2 separate regions of the Homo sapiens genome follow, and region 2 is linked to region 1. Evidence: read pairs that join two places in POLR2A ChIA-PET (ENCODE). Cell type or tissue: OCI-LY7. All regions are shown on one strand. Links, peaks and the distances in the headings refer to the core of each region. The heading gives the core; the rest is flanking DNA.

Region 1 (7,548 bases), core at 1,426-6,425:
GAGGAGGTCAAATCTTATAAGGAACAAACATGACATCACATAGGGAAATGAGTCACTGTGCATCATACTGGGAACTGAGTCAGGACTAAACTGACTCACATCTTTCTGGGCCAAGAACCAATTCTAGTTATATCATGCTGGAAAATGACTCATTTACTACCTTTATTAGCTCCCCTCAAGATCAAATCAACAGCAAATTGGAGTAGGTCTTATGAAACTCAAGTGGCTCTGCTTGAGCCATTACTCTCTGCTGGTACACAGAGGATTTCTGTGTCTGAAATTAACTGGTTGTTTTGCCACAAGAACTCAAGCCCAGCCTTGCCAACAGTGTGTTGCACTTATCTGAGCTAACCACATCTAAACATTAGCATATCCATAATCTTTGTAGTCTCTACATGTAAGCAATTTTTAGATAATTGATTGAAAGCCTATCATTACTTATATAATAATCGTTGTAGAAAATAATCTGAAAAAAAACAACTACCCAGTTAGTGCTTTCATCAATAAAAAGTCAAAGCACAGCAATAGCTAACAGCTCTCTTTTTTGCCTTATGGTTATGCCACCTCCGCAAGTAAACTGAATGCAACAGAGAGCTGCACTAATAAAGTATTCCAGTTAAAACTGGAAAGGAAGACGGGAAAAATTAAAGTTCCAAAACCATGTCTTAATTTCCAAAGCATCTTAAATGAGTGCCTTTATAAGAAATGTTAACATTAACACCTGGGAATATACAAGGGATTATTTTTTAATGCGTGCATTGATACTAGCAGAATCTCCTAACTGGCTAATCTAGCCACAAACGCAGAGAAATTTTATACATATTCTTAAGTTCAAGCCAGGCACGCTGGCTCACACCTGTAATCCCATCACTTTGGGAGGCCAAGGTGGGCAGATAACCTGAGGTCAGAAGTTCCAGACCAGCCTGGCCAACATGGTGAAACCCCGTCTCTATTAAAAATACAAAAATTAGCCAGGCGTGATGGTGGGCGCCTGTAATCCCAGCTACTCGGGAGGCTGAGGCAGGAGAATCGCTTGAACCCAGGAGGTGGAGGTTGCAGTGAGCTGAGATGGCGCCACTGCACTCCAGCCTGTGCCACAGAGCAAGACTCCATCTCAAAATAAATAAATAAATATTAAAAAATACATATCCTTAAGTTCTGACAACATTGGAGCCATTCTCCCATATGACAGTAATTGATTAGGACAGAATATCTGCTGCTCCCTTTAGTGAGGACATTTAATGTTCTTTTCAATAATCTCCAGTTCACCACAGCCCCCACTACGGTCTCTCCTTGGCGACCATGGGGGATTAGTTCCAGGGCCTTTGTGGATACCAAAGTCCATAGCTGCTCAAGTCCCTTATTTAAAATAGTGTAGTATTTTCATATAACCTACACACATCCTTCGCATACTTTACCTGTAGATTACTTGTAGTATTTAATATAAATGCAATGTAAATATTTGTTATATTGTATTTTTAAATGTGTATAAATTTTTTTGTTGTATCTTTTTTTAATGGAGGTTTTTTTCTGAGTTATTTTCAATCTATGGTTGCTTGAATCTGTGGATGCAGAACCCGAGAATATGGAGAGCCAACTATATTCCCTTTTGTCTTAACCAGGTCCATTTCACATTACTTACTTGATTCTGGTAGGCATTTGAGTTTGCAATCCCTGATAAGTAGATTCCTAAGTTACTCTTACTGTTTAAATATAATAAACAGAAATAGAAAAAAAAAATTTTTTTTGAGACGGAGTTTCACTCTTGTTGCCCAGGCTGGAGTGCAGTGGCGCCATCTTGGCTCACCGTGACCTCTGCCTCCTGGGTTCAAGTGATTATCCTGCCTCAGCTTCCTGAGTAGCTGAAATTACAAGCACGCACCACCACACCTGGCTAATTTTGTATTTTTAGTAGAGACGGGGTTTCTCCAGGTTGGTCAGACTGGTCTTGAACTCCCGACCTCAGGTGATTCGTCCGCCTCGGCCTCTCAAAGTCCTGGGATTACAGGCATGAGTCACTGCACCTGGCCAGAAATAGAAAAATTTTAAAGAATGTAAAAATTTTAAAAGCTTATCCAGCTGGGTGTGGTGGCTCACACCAGTAATCCCAGCATTTTGGGAGGCCGAGGTGGGTGGACAACCTGAGGTCAGGAGTTCAAGACCAGCCTGGCCAACATGGTGAATCCCATCTCTACTAAAAATACAAAAATTAGCCAGGCGTGGTGGCATGTGCCTCTAATCCCAGCTACTCAGGAGGCCGAGGCAGGAGAATCGCTTGAACCCAGGAGGTGGAGGTTGCAGTGAGCCAAGATCGCACCACTGCACTTCACCAGCCTGGTCAACTGAGTGAGACTCTGTCTCAAAAAAAAAAAAAAAAAAAAAAAAAAGGCTTATCCACATTGCAGGTTGGCCAATCTTGTTTTCAATTTTTCTTCACTAAACATGTACTGAGCATCTTATTTGCGCTCCTCACTAAACATGTACTGAGCATCTTATTTGTGCAGGACAATGTGCTAGATGCTCTACATAAAAACATAAGATATTGTCCTTGCCCTCTAGTTACTTGTGTTGTACTTGAAACAACAGGTCACAGAAGAATGCTTTAAAATCCTATCTTAAAAATCATTAAAATAAGGCTCAGAGACTTTAGACTAATTTACCCAAAACCACAGAGATTAGAGCTTATCTTTTCTGTTTGATGGATCTCTACCTCTCGATTGATCAAAAACTTCAATACCTAATATTTGAGTAGCACAGTGTTCTGGGATGTAAAGTTCCATAGGGTACAGGCTTTATCCTCAAGAAATCTACATTTTAGTAGAATTGCAAAGACATTAAACACATAATTAAAATATTTGGTGGTATGTGATGAGCGCTTGACAGTGGAGCAAAAAGCCCAGCATAGCACTCAGGGATCATTTCCTGTGCAGGTGTTTGAAGAAGACCTGATCCCACCTCTAAGGCTTAAGCAACACTTGTGAAGACATCAACATCCTTGACTTGATTAATCTAACCTTCAACCAAGGCTGTGAGCTAGCTGAAGAAGGTTTCAGGTTTTCCCTGGTAAACCCATATAATTCTGACCAGTGATGGCAGGGAAAGTTTAAACAAGGAAGTAGTGGTGTAGGCAGTTGGCAAGAGGAGAAAAACCAGAAAGTCCTAAAGAGAAGGGAGCTTAAACAGGTACTCCAAGAACCACAGGGAGCCTCTGGAAAACCTTCAGATTCGTGATCCTTGCCCACTTGGATTCCTAAACCTGCACTCAGATTTCACCAGTAATGGGGATCAAGAGACTCAGGGTCAGATGGTGACTTTTATGTGTGTCTTGAGCCTCTTCACAATATGACCCATTCTTCTCCTTTCCATTTCCTATGCCTCCCCTCCCGCCTCACTGACCATCCAGCTCCGATCTATATGTTCTTCAACGAGGAGCTGACCTCAACAGGTTGCCTTTCCTGAGCTCCAGTGTCACTGGCTGCCCTCTGTGATTGGGCAATGTGAGGCGCAGGCTTGGGAGTGTAGAGGAGATGAGGAGTGGGAAGAAGCCTGAAGCCACAGCTCCTCCACCTTGGATGGTTTCTCAGGTGACAGACAGGTCCCTTCTCTGGCTTCAGCTCCTGCTGGGCAGGCCTGCCGTGGTTCTAGCCACTGCCAGCTGACCCTGGCTCCTGGGGCCTTACCTCTTTCACTTCTTTTTCTGTTGATAAACCCGTTTGGCTTCCAGCTTCTCCAGCACCTGTGTAAACAATTCCTGTACCCAAATTGAATTTCTTCTCTTGTAAATACTTAAAGTGGTTTCTGATTTCTTTGCTAGATCCTAATTGATACATATATACATGAAGAATTGATATATTAAATGGTGACTTGCCAAGTAGGGCAGTTACGATATTCGAGCCTAGAACACAAAGACTGTCTCCTCCTCGCCCCCAATATGCAGGAATTGCTTAGATGACTCTTCAAACAGATTTACCTCAGGAAGAACTGGGCCACCATCTGAGCAAGAGCAATCGTAATATGAATCCACTGTCCTTGAAGTGTGTTATAAGCAACCAAACACCCCATGGTTGTCATACCATTGGCTCAACTATGAAAAAAATACGAGTATGTGATGGACATGCGGTGCAGCCCATAAACTCAGTGTGCCAAGAGCTCTTGCAGTTCTTGAGTTCATTTATATTAGCAGAAGGTTTTAAAGAGGTAGTGGGAGAAGATGAAAGCAGAAATGTTTATATTTTTTAAAAAGAGGAAGGCAGAGATGAAAGTCAGAAAGAGAAGGGGCGAGAGGAGCTAGCCCATAGGTCTACTGGTGTGAGGATGATGCAATCAATTCCCAACTCAGCAAGGCATAGAAAGGGAATGAACTAGTAGCCCAAAGAGGAAGTGGGACAAGAGCTAGTTCCTCCTTCATCAGTTACCCCCATGGCTTCACAGTCTAGTGGAAATGCTCACATTTTGGAAAGGCAGATATTCTTAGACAAATACAAGTTGAAAACTGCACTTCACATAAACAAAGAATGATTTGCAGATTGACTTCCTTGTTACCAATTCAAATATAAAAAGCCTCTCTCCTTTAGCATATATAGTAAAGGATGGCTTACATACTAGATTTCTTCTGTTGCCTGGATTATAAATTATGAAAAATTACACAAATTATATATATATATATATAGTACACACAGTGTAAGCATATATACAAAAATATCTATATATACAAAAATTATACAAATTCTAGAATTATACAATTTCTAAGCCATTAAACCAAATGTTCTATGCCCCATCTTCCAGGACCTGTTGTTTTTTTAAACAAGCCTAAATACACATACACCCTCCAAACACTTCTCGAGATATTTTAAATAAACTCATTTTATTAAATCAAGCTGAGATTTTTTATTTTTATTTTTTTAGAGATGGGGTTTTGCTATGTTGTAGACACTGGTCTCAAGCATCTGGGCTCAAAGGATCCTTGGGCTTCACCCTCCTGAGTAGCTGGGACTACAGGCGCACACCACTGCACCCAGTGTGGTTTTTTATATTATATATTCACCTGCATTGTTCCATGAAAAATGTAATATAAATGCAAGCACATGCTGCAGATGCTAAATTAGAAAAACATCTGTGCTTTTTACATCATCCTGCCTTAGAAAGAAGGCACCCAGGACAATCCCAGCAGCTGGCACACTCTACGTGGTGTGCTCATTACCACAAGTAAATAAAGTCAGTAAATTACTGGCAGAGCACAGGGGGCATGATGAGATTAGGAAATAACCCTTTCATCAAACTCTCTGCACATTGCATATTGCCTGGGCAAAAAGCAAATAATGATGATCAATGGGGAATTAATATTTTAGTCAAAGAGGAATGGAGATGAATATATACTATAAATTATTAACCAGCACTTGTACTCTATCCCCTTGGCACAGCATGAAATAGGCTTCTAAAGAAACAGGATACATATCTTCTACTTACTTAGCAATGTTTTCTTCAACCAATGAATAATATTCATAAAGATGCAAATCTCTAAGACATTCAAGAGAAAAAATATATACCTGAATTTCTCTACCTTTCTGTAAGAGAATGTAAACCAAACATAAATATTCTTATGCTTATACTTATATAAATAGATATGTTTTATGTGATATGTCCATAAATATTACTGTGCTATAGCAGAGAAACAGTCATTGGGCTGGAAATTGAGACGCATCAGTTCTAGCTCACCCTTGGCTATGACCGGCAGTGACATTTTAAACTCTCTGGGCCTTTGTTTTCTCAACATAAAATAAGGGGTTAGATCAGAGATGACCTGGAAGAACACTTTCCACTTTCAAATTCTTCATAAGGGCCTTATAATGAGCAACATGTAAGAAGGACTTGGAAAAAGTGAGGTGGGCTCCAGCATAAAAATGAAAAACATTATATAAAAATTGCCGGCGAGGTGCGGTGGCTCATACCTGTAATCCCAGCACTTTGGGAGGCCAAGGCAGGTGGAACACTTGATGTCAGGAGTTCAAGACCAGCCTGGCCAACATGGGGAAACCTTGTCTCTACTAAAAATACAAAAATTAGCCAGGTGTGGTGGTGGGCACCTGTAATCTCAGCTACCTTGGGAGGCTGAGGCAGGAGAATTGCTTGAACCCAGGAGGCAGAGGTTGCATTGAGCCAAGATTGTGCCACTGCACTCCAGCCTGGGTGACAGTGCGAGACTCCATCTCAAAAAAAAAAAAATGCCAATTATTGAAGCCAAGGAAATATATACTGGTACAGGAGAAAAAAGATATCTATATCTATATCTATATCTATATCTATATCTATATTTATATATACAAACACATAATCATATACATATATAAATTGCTACTCTCTTAATAAAAAAATTATGAACCAATAATTGTACACATAAGCAAAGGAGTTCTGTATTTGCATAGTATCATGAAAGTTACACAGGGAATAATTATTCAATCATTTGCACTGAAAATCTGAGAAACAGTAATACTTGAAATATTGAGCAATCATAGACTTGTAATTTCCTGAATATGCAATTCTAATAAACAAAGGGGAAGGCAGCATTCACTACATGCTTTAGAAGAGCCTAAAATTAATTACTTGGTTACTGTTTGCCAAAAGCCCACAACAGGAAAACATAATATTCTTTATAATACAAAGTAGGCTGTGATGAGGCTACTTATAGGGAGGTATTCATAAGCTCAAGAGAACACAGAGGAGGGGTGACGGGAACCATGAGAAGAGAAATCACTCTAATTGTTTAGGATTCATTTTGAAAAATAAGGAGAAGCCTCTGAATGACCTCTGTGGCACAGGAAACAGTTTGTGCTTTTGGAAGAAATCCAGTAGATGTCAGAGCTTAAAGAAGTTTGGAGATCATCTAGTCTTATCTTTCCATCTTAGAGATAAAGAAATGAAGGCCAGAAAGGGTATCTAGTTTGCCCTGTGCTAAGTATTTGGCAGAGTTAAACTAGAAATAGTCTTCTAACTCCCAATCCAGCTTGCTTTTCCTTACTGCCTCCCTTTTCTCTGTGTAGGTCCAAAACAAATCCTTTCCTCACGGATTTATGGCAATGGTCCTCCTGGGATGAATAGAATATACTGTTACTTCTCCCTCCCTGAGAAGTTCTTCCCAACCCATAAAGTTTTTCCCAAGCTGACTAATGCTTTGCTTGGTCAGAATTGTTTTTGAGCCATCGTTCTAAATATCATCTCCCAGCTGAGTGATCTGAGACTCAAACTATTCATACCCACTGACATTACTGTGTTACTCCCGGGACTGCAAGAGCCAGCCTGGCCTGTGTGATGGAGGTTAGTGACTCACTGACCAAGTATCGTACAAGGGAATATGATCTCTCAGAAGGGCTCTAGGTTTTGATGTTAGGTGGCATATAAATCTCTCTGTATCTCAGTTTTCTTGTCTGTTACCTAGGGACAAATATTTATTTAAATTTTCTAAGACTGCAGACATAAAAAATAATTGTTAATGGTTTTAATCTGATTTCATAGACACAACTTTGATTCTTCAAGCAGGAAGCAGATCTTAAA
Region 2 (7,548 bases), core at 1-5,000, 83 kb after region 1:
GGTAAACTAACGAATGGGTCAATTCTTACTCCTAAACAAACTCTGGAAATAGTTAAATACTAATGGACAAGTTGAGTAAATGTACAGCAAAATAAAATACCAGCTGCAATTTCTGTATAAACTCAAACATCTACCAAAATAGTTCCCTAAATAGGTTTGTGCATCTAATCCCGTGCTCCATGTGCTGGCAGAGGAAAAAGCAAGGCACTGTGGTCTATGGATACATTTACCTCTTTTAAAACCAGTAGACTTAAAAGGAGAAACAAAAAAAGATCTGTTCTACCTTAAAAGAAACAAAAATGTACAGGCTAATTAGACAAAGTTCAAAGAAAAGGGCCCCGCTAAAACACATGTACAGGAAAAGAACCAAAATTTAAGAAATGTAGAAGAGAAAGAAGAGTAAAATGATATCAACAGTGTATAATGATGTAAGGAAAGATATCAGAGGAAGCACTGTGAATGTGAAAAAGTGCAGTTAAACAGGACTTGTACTACCTCTTTGAGACTATCTTTGATAAAGAATTTTGAGTCTAGAAGTACAGAGTAATAAATAATTTCTTCAATTTAGAACAGTAATATGAGTTTACTAAAGAATAGGTTTAATACTGGGACCAGACTTTAGAGAGATAAAATGGTGGCTGGGTGCGGTGGCTCACGCCTGTAATCCCAGAAGTTTGGGAGGCCGAGGCGGGCGGATCACGAGGTCAAGAGATGGAGACCATCCTGGGCAACATGGTTAAACCCTGTCTCTACTAAAAAGACAAAAATTAGCTGGGCGTGGTAGCACGGGCCTGTAGACCCAGTTACTCGGGAGGCCGAGGCAGGAGAATCGCTCGAACCCGGGAGGCAGAGGTTGTAGTGAGCCGAGATCGCGCCACTGCACTCCAGCCTGGTGACAGAGCAAGACTCCGTCTCAAAAAAAAAAAAAAAAAAAAGGTAAAATGGTGCAAATCAGCTCCCACAGATAAAGTTCTTGACTCACATGACCTTATTAGGCAACTTCAGATGATACTGTCTTTGAGTAGGAAAGACAAGGACAGTGTAACAGTTATATTAAGAAGTCTAGTACCAGGTCATATAAATAAAACTCTGTTCCGATAATTTACAATTAGAATTCATAGAAATTTGGAATAGAAATTAGAGTCCTTCCAGAAATTAAGAGGCTAAAAATTAGGGTAAAGTAGATAGAGTTATTCAGAATTAAACGTTGGGAGAAGAAAACTGAATTAATTTTACTTGTTATATATGAAGAATGTGAAATAATCCATAAAATATTTTATGACTAGTATCATGAGACAATGTATGCATTATACCAAGGTACTCCTGTGTAAACATTATGTTCTTGGCCAATACTCTGAGGAAGTCCTGAATATACATTACCAGCTGGCTTCATTTCTTAAAAGGGAGACAGATCAAAGACCTCTCGAATCTCTCTCATCATTTTATCTTTTGGACAAACAAATAGAACAGTCAAGTAAATTACCTGAACAAGCATAATAAGTACAAATTTGATTACTGATCACTAAAACCACCAAAAATATATTGACTTAGGGTTCATAATGCATAGTTATCAGTTCAAGCTAAGAAAGCCTTAAGAATTCAATAACTCAAAATCTCTTTGAGATTTAAAGTTAAAAAGTAATATGTTTCTAATAATTTCTAATGTGCAGGATTAATGACAACTGTATTTTGCATTGGCAAATTATCTCAGCCAGAAGAGATTCAAATGATTTTCGTCAATGCCAGTTTATAAACTAGCAGCACATGTCAATGCCAAGCTTGTGAATGGATTGGCTGAGAAAAATTATATGAGTTAGAAGGGATCTAAGTGCTATACTGGTCACTGATTCTATTTCACAAAAGCTACCATTTTTAAAAGCTGAAAATGTAATTGGTGTTGACAAAAACATGTTAAGTTCAATTACTCTGTATAGCTAAATATAGAAAATTGGTTAATGTTTAAAGCAACTTCTTATTTGTTAAGAAGATAATTAAAAATAGTTAAAACTGAACAATTAGCTATACTTTTATATTATTAAAATCCAATGAATTTAACAAATGAAACCCACAGGAAAAGAGATGATATAATTCAAGGCATAGATTTGACATGTCAGAATACGGCAAAAACAATAAAGATAGCATCAGTAAAACAGTTGTAAAATAAGTAAACAATTTTCAAGTGTGCAAAACTAGTCAGGAATAAAAGTGCTATGTGTGGATACCTGGTTTTCAAATATTTGTTTCAAAAACTTTCAGCTGATGGTGGAAAAACTAGAAAGTATTATATAAGTAAAAATTTAAAGAATATATAAAACCTACTTTATTATCTTACATTATGTCCTTGTTATGTCACTGCTGAATCTGAGGCCTATTTAATTACCAGATACAACACAAAAGGAGGTAAACACAGTACATCACAAAGGCTGATTTATCCTGAACCGTAAAAAGGCTCCTTTCAAGTATACTGTGGATTTGTGTTTCATCTTATATCTCAGGCACTCTAGGCTGTTGATGAATTTGAAAACGGACAACATGATTTTCTATAATTTCTAATATACATATTTAGTACATCTTGCAGAACTGCCTTTAGTAGTCAATATTTGGAAGCAATTGTTACAGAAATAAAAACAATTTAAATTCATGAAAGTAAACCCCATCACTGCCACAATTTAAATAATCATTTTAATGTGTAAATCCTGAATATATCATGTTAGAAGATGAAGTCGATGTATTTAGCATAATCTGTCTTGGGATATTTGACGTGTAGATGACTAAAAATACACTTGTGGTCGTTTCTTCACTTTGTATTTTAGTGACCCGTACCGCACCTGAAGAGAGAAATGTTTTATTATTAAGAATTAGATGATTACTTTAAAAAATTACATCAGATTTAATAGTTCATAATCATAGTAATTTTTTTACCTTTTTGATATAAAGAATGAATTCTCTTAATAAATGTATATAAGACAGCACTACTTATAAACTCATAAAAAATGTAGTTGGTAATATTTAGATATATGTTACAGATTATTACTAATAACATAAAAACATTAATCCTATTATTTATGTTTTGCTTAGTACAATGTCAATGAACATTGATTATAATGATCAGAGGCCATTCACAGTCCTCCACTGCTTTCTGGGTATAAAGACAATATGTTATTATGGTTAACTGTTTACTATTTAATCTTCATGTAGCATTAGTTGAAAGCAAAACTGTGTGGTTAATTTTATTCATTGCTTTCTTTGTTTATGCATAGGGCTGGGACTGGGTATTTGAACTATGTGATTTGCTAAATGAGAATGCCATTTTCTACGTATAGCAGAAGATTAAGAGTTTACCATTTTCAAAATTTCCTGATATCCTGATACATTGATCTGAATAAAGAATTTTAAATATAAACTGCTGGCCAGGTGAGGTGGCTCACGCCTGGAATCCCAGCACTTCGAGAGGCGGAGGCGAGAGGATTGCTTGAGGCCAGGTGTTCAAGACCAGCCTGGGCAACATGGTGAAACCCTGTCTCTACAAAAAATGAAAAAATTAGCCAGGTGCGGTGGCATGTGCCTGTAGTTCCAGCTACTTGGGAGATTGAGGTGGGAGGACTGCTTGAGCCCAGGAGTTTGAGTGAACTGTGATTACGCCACACTGCACTCCAATTTGGTTGACAAAGCAAAAAAGCTCTATCCCCAAAAACTAAAAAAAAAAAAAAAAAAAAAAAAAATCAAACTGCTGTTCTACCATTCCAATCCTTCATTTATGGATCATTAATATCCTAAATGATAACACAGCAGGGAAATCCTTCACTAATCATTAGGAAAACAGCTCTACACTTAACCAACCTCTTTGCGGCCTTTGGTGGTTTTCACAGATTTCATGCTTTGCGATCTTCGAAGCCCTTTGTGTGTTAACATCTCATTATCTGAATATGGCCCCTCTGCTTCTTCATCTGTTTTCTCATCTCCGTCTTTCAGTGGAATTCCATAACCTAAACAAGTTGTCAAAAACAGCATGTTTTGGTAAAAGGACACCAGTCAGCGCCGGCTCTTTGACCCATCTGTGTACAGTTCTTTGTATGGTTTGCATTTCCCCCAGTTACTCTTTTTGCATCTGGAATGTGCTCCATGCCCTTTATCATTAAGCTTTGCCTCGCACTATTCCAGGTGAAACTCATAACTCATTTCCTCCAGGAAATTTTCCCTGATCATTCTTATTTTTACTATGCATTTTTAAAAATAATTATAAAATAATTTATTTTTGAGTAGGTAACACACCATCTTGTTAAAAAATTCAAGAATATAAATAGATATAGAGCAAAAAGTCTCTTCCCACCTTTCCTCCTCTTCATGAATTCAACCCAAGCATTTGTGTTTTAGTCTGTCATTTGCACTTTTGCCTTGAATTAGGAATTAAGGCTTTTCCGTTCTATGTGTCGTATCTTTTGTCAAGACTGGGAATGGTAGGGTTTACTTAAGGCATTGAGGAAGACCCCAGGGGGCTAGAACTTTGGGCAAAATAAGGTCACTGGGGGCAGGTGATGAGGATGGGGATGTTAGCTGCTATTGCAGTTGCTGAGATAAAACCCAGCCAGGTAGGCTGCAGTAATTAGAAGTACCACAGACTGTGTGACAGATACTAGTCAAAGAAAATAGAATCAGGCAGATCAGTGAGAGATCACGCGAGTATGCTAGAAGGCTGTTATGTGTAGCTATAAAGACTTACTACGGGCCAATATGCAAACATCCACACAGTCAGGAAGTCTGAGAGCATCTTGAGGCTTGGCCTCAAGGACGAAAACTCTTCCAACCCTGAAGCTGAGGTTCTCAAACTTGAGCACGTCAGAGTTACCTTGAGAACCTGTTAATACAAGTTCTGACAACCCCAGAATTTCTGATTCAGCAGATTTGAGGTGGGGCTGAGAATCTGCATTTCTGACAAGTTCCCAGGTAATGCTTGTGCTCATGGTCTGTGGTCCACACTTTGAGAACCACTGCCTGAGGATGCTGGAGACAGCAAGACAGGGGCCCAAGTCTCAGACAACCAGAGTACTAAGTAGGTTATAAAGAAAGGGGTGAGATTAGAAATCCCCATGAAGAGGCCGGGCATGGTGGCTCACGCCTGTAATCCCAGCACTTTGGGAGGCCCAGGCGGGTGGATCATGAGGTCAGGAGATCAAGACCATCCTGGCTAACATGGTGAAACCCTGTCTCTACTGAAAATACAAAAAAAATTAGCCAAGCATGGAGGCAGGCGCCTGTAGTCCCAGCTACTCGGGAAGCTGGGGCAGGAGAATGGCATGAATCCGGGAGGCGGAGCTTGCAGTGAGCTGAGATCGCGCCACTGCACTCCAGCCTGGGTGACAGAGCGAGACTCCATCTCAAAAAAAAAAAAAAAAAAAAAAAAAAGAAGAAGGAAAGAAATCCCCATGAAGTTATAAATTCTCCTTTAATAAAAATAAGGAGCATAAGGAGCATAAATACTTAAATTGTCAGGTGAGGAGAAAGTGGAAGGACTTACAGCCAGGCGCAGTGGCTCACACCTGTAATCCCAGCACTTCGGGAGGCCAAGGTGGGCGGATCACCTGAGGTCAGGAGTTCGAGACCAGCCTGGCCAACATGGTGAAACACCCGACTCTACTAAAAACACAGAAATTAGCTGGGCGTGGTGGCAGGAGTCTGTAATCCCAGCTACTTGGGAGGCTGAGGCAGGAGAATCGCTTGAACCCAGGAGGTGGAGGTTGCAGTGAGCTGAGATTGCACCACTGCACTCCAGCTTGGGTGACAGAGCAAGACTCCATCTCTTTAAAAAAAAAAAAAAAAAAAAAAAAAAAGAGTAGAAGGATTTCCAGGCTTAGGAGAAGGCACGGGATAGATTCCGTGCATGTGATAAAAAATAAAACTGGGGTGGGCTTTGGTGGCTCATGCTGATAAAAAATAAAACTGGGGTGGGCTTTGGTGGCTCATGCCTGTAATGCCAGCACTTTGGGAGGTCAAGGCAGGTGGTTCGCTTAAGCTTAGGAGTTTGAGATCAGCCTGGGCAACATGGTAAAACCTTTTCTCTACAAAAAATACAAAAATTAGCCGGGTATGGTGTTGTGCACCTGTAGTCCCAGCTCCTCCAAAGGCTGAGGTAGGAGGATCACCTGAGCCTGGGAAGTCAAGGCTGCAGTGAGCTGTGATCATGCCACTGCATTATAGCCTGTTTCAAAAAATATACATATTAAAAAAATTGAATACATGTTTATTGGTCTGCTCTTCTAAGACACGAATAATTTGAGAAACACTAAGCAAACTACAAAGAGTTGTTAATAAGCTTGTTACTCTCATAATAACATAAGCAACTTGCATTGTATATTAGTCAGGTATAATTTTATGTTCTTAGACTTCTAGGCTAGAAGTCAGAGGAGATTTGGAAGTGGAATCAGTCCTTATTTAGGCCAAGATCCTTTGTTTTCTTGCAGTGGTCCAAGGAAGTGTGTGTGTTCCGGGTGGAAGAAACAGCATGCACAGAGGCAGTGAGGAGAGTAGCTAGGGCTTGGGGATTGCTTGGAAGAACTGCAAGGAGGCCAGTGTGGCAAGGAAGGGGATGGATCAGTGGTCCTGGAAAAAAGCTCCTGAAGCAATATTAAGTGTGGAAAAAAAAAATGTACATATAGAAACAAACAAAGGAAAAACATAAATGAAAGGATTATATCTCATGGAAGTGAGCTTTCAGGTGATTTTAAATTTTTTCATTTTTTCTTTTTTTACTTGCCAAATTCTTATTTTTAAAAAATGTTTATTTTATAATTGAGAAAAATAAACCAGGCTTCAGGTTTAGGTTGTCATTTCTAGATTTTTTTTCCTATTGATGTTTGCTTATATAGTATTCCTGATCCTAATATGGTAAAACAGAATGAGGAATCAAGGAAAAAGTCAGAAAGGAAGTAACTGTGATAAACAATTTCTCTAAGGCCACAAATGTAGCATAAGAGCACAGTTCAACAAACCCAGTCCTTGCTATTTTAACTGCCTCTCATTTTGTATGATTAGGAATTGGAATTTCATTCAAAAGCTGATTATACATCTTATTCTTTTCTTTTTTCCTAATTCCAGCTAAAAAAAATCTTATTAGCTATCTAATTATAGCTTCAGGAAAAGTGATGGATTGATTCATTACTCCACAAGTATTTTTAAAATTCTATTATGAATGAGGCAGTGTGCTGAATTATGAGGATACAAGGATGAAAAAGACACAGCTGTCTTTTTCTACCCTCAAAAAATTTAGAGTCCAATAGGGGAAACAGACGGTAATGGGCATTATGATACTGTAATAAATACTATAAGCTAATGACAAGGTGCCAGAGGGCATACAGTAAGAGAATGTAATCAGCATGGGGTGGGTTGGAAAGGGTGGGTTATGAGAGAAGGCCTTGTAGGAGGTGGTGGCTAAGCTAAATCCTCAAAGAGTCATGATTCTGTATGGCTAGCACTTGATGGAGTGGGAGAACAAGGCTGGGGAGTTAATACACCATGCTATCTAGTTTGGACTTCGTCAGAGAGCAATGAAGC

Evidence for each region. Peaks named below come from ENCODE experiments on the same cell type or tissue, not always from the same donor. Only the 100,000 strongest peaks of a DNase experiment are listed, where the experiment ranks them.
Region 2: POLR2A ChIA-PET joins it to region 1 with 6 read pairs; 19 of 35 experiments call an interaction of 5 or more read pairs at or near these places.

The regions. Positions count from the first base shown.
Region 1 is chr10:63,700,046-63,707,593 of GRCh38, reverse strand. LOC107984238 (a long non-coding RNA gene) reads left to right here and starts at 7,235. Exons shown (of 3, transcript XR_001747468.2): 1 at 7,235-7,311. RefSeq lists an enhancer at 1-681. In OCI-LY7, for the core only: no CTCF peak of the experiment used is centred there; DNase peaks (open chromatin) are centred at 2,953 and 4,333; H3K27ac peaks cover 680 bases.
Region 2 is chr10:63,616,093-63,623,640 of GRCh38, reverse strand. It overlaps REEP3 (receptor accessory protein 3), which reads right to left. Exons shown (of 8, transcript NM_001001330.3): 7 at 3,841-3,986; 8 at 1-2,828. The coding sequence ends at 2,772. The region is part of intron 1 of LOC105378329 (a long non-coding RNA gene); the gene reads left to right. Among named protein-coding and RNA genes, the nearest start is that of REEP3, 98 kb to the right of the region's middle. In OCI-LY7, for the core only: no CTCF peak of the experiment used is centred there; no DNase peak of the experiment used is centred there.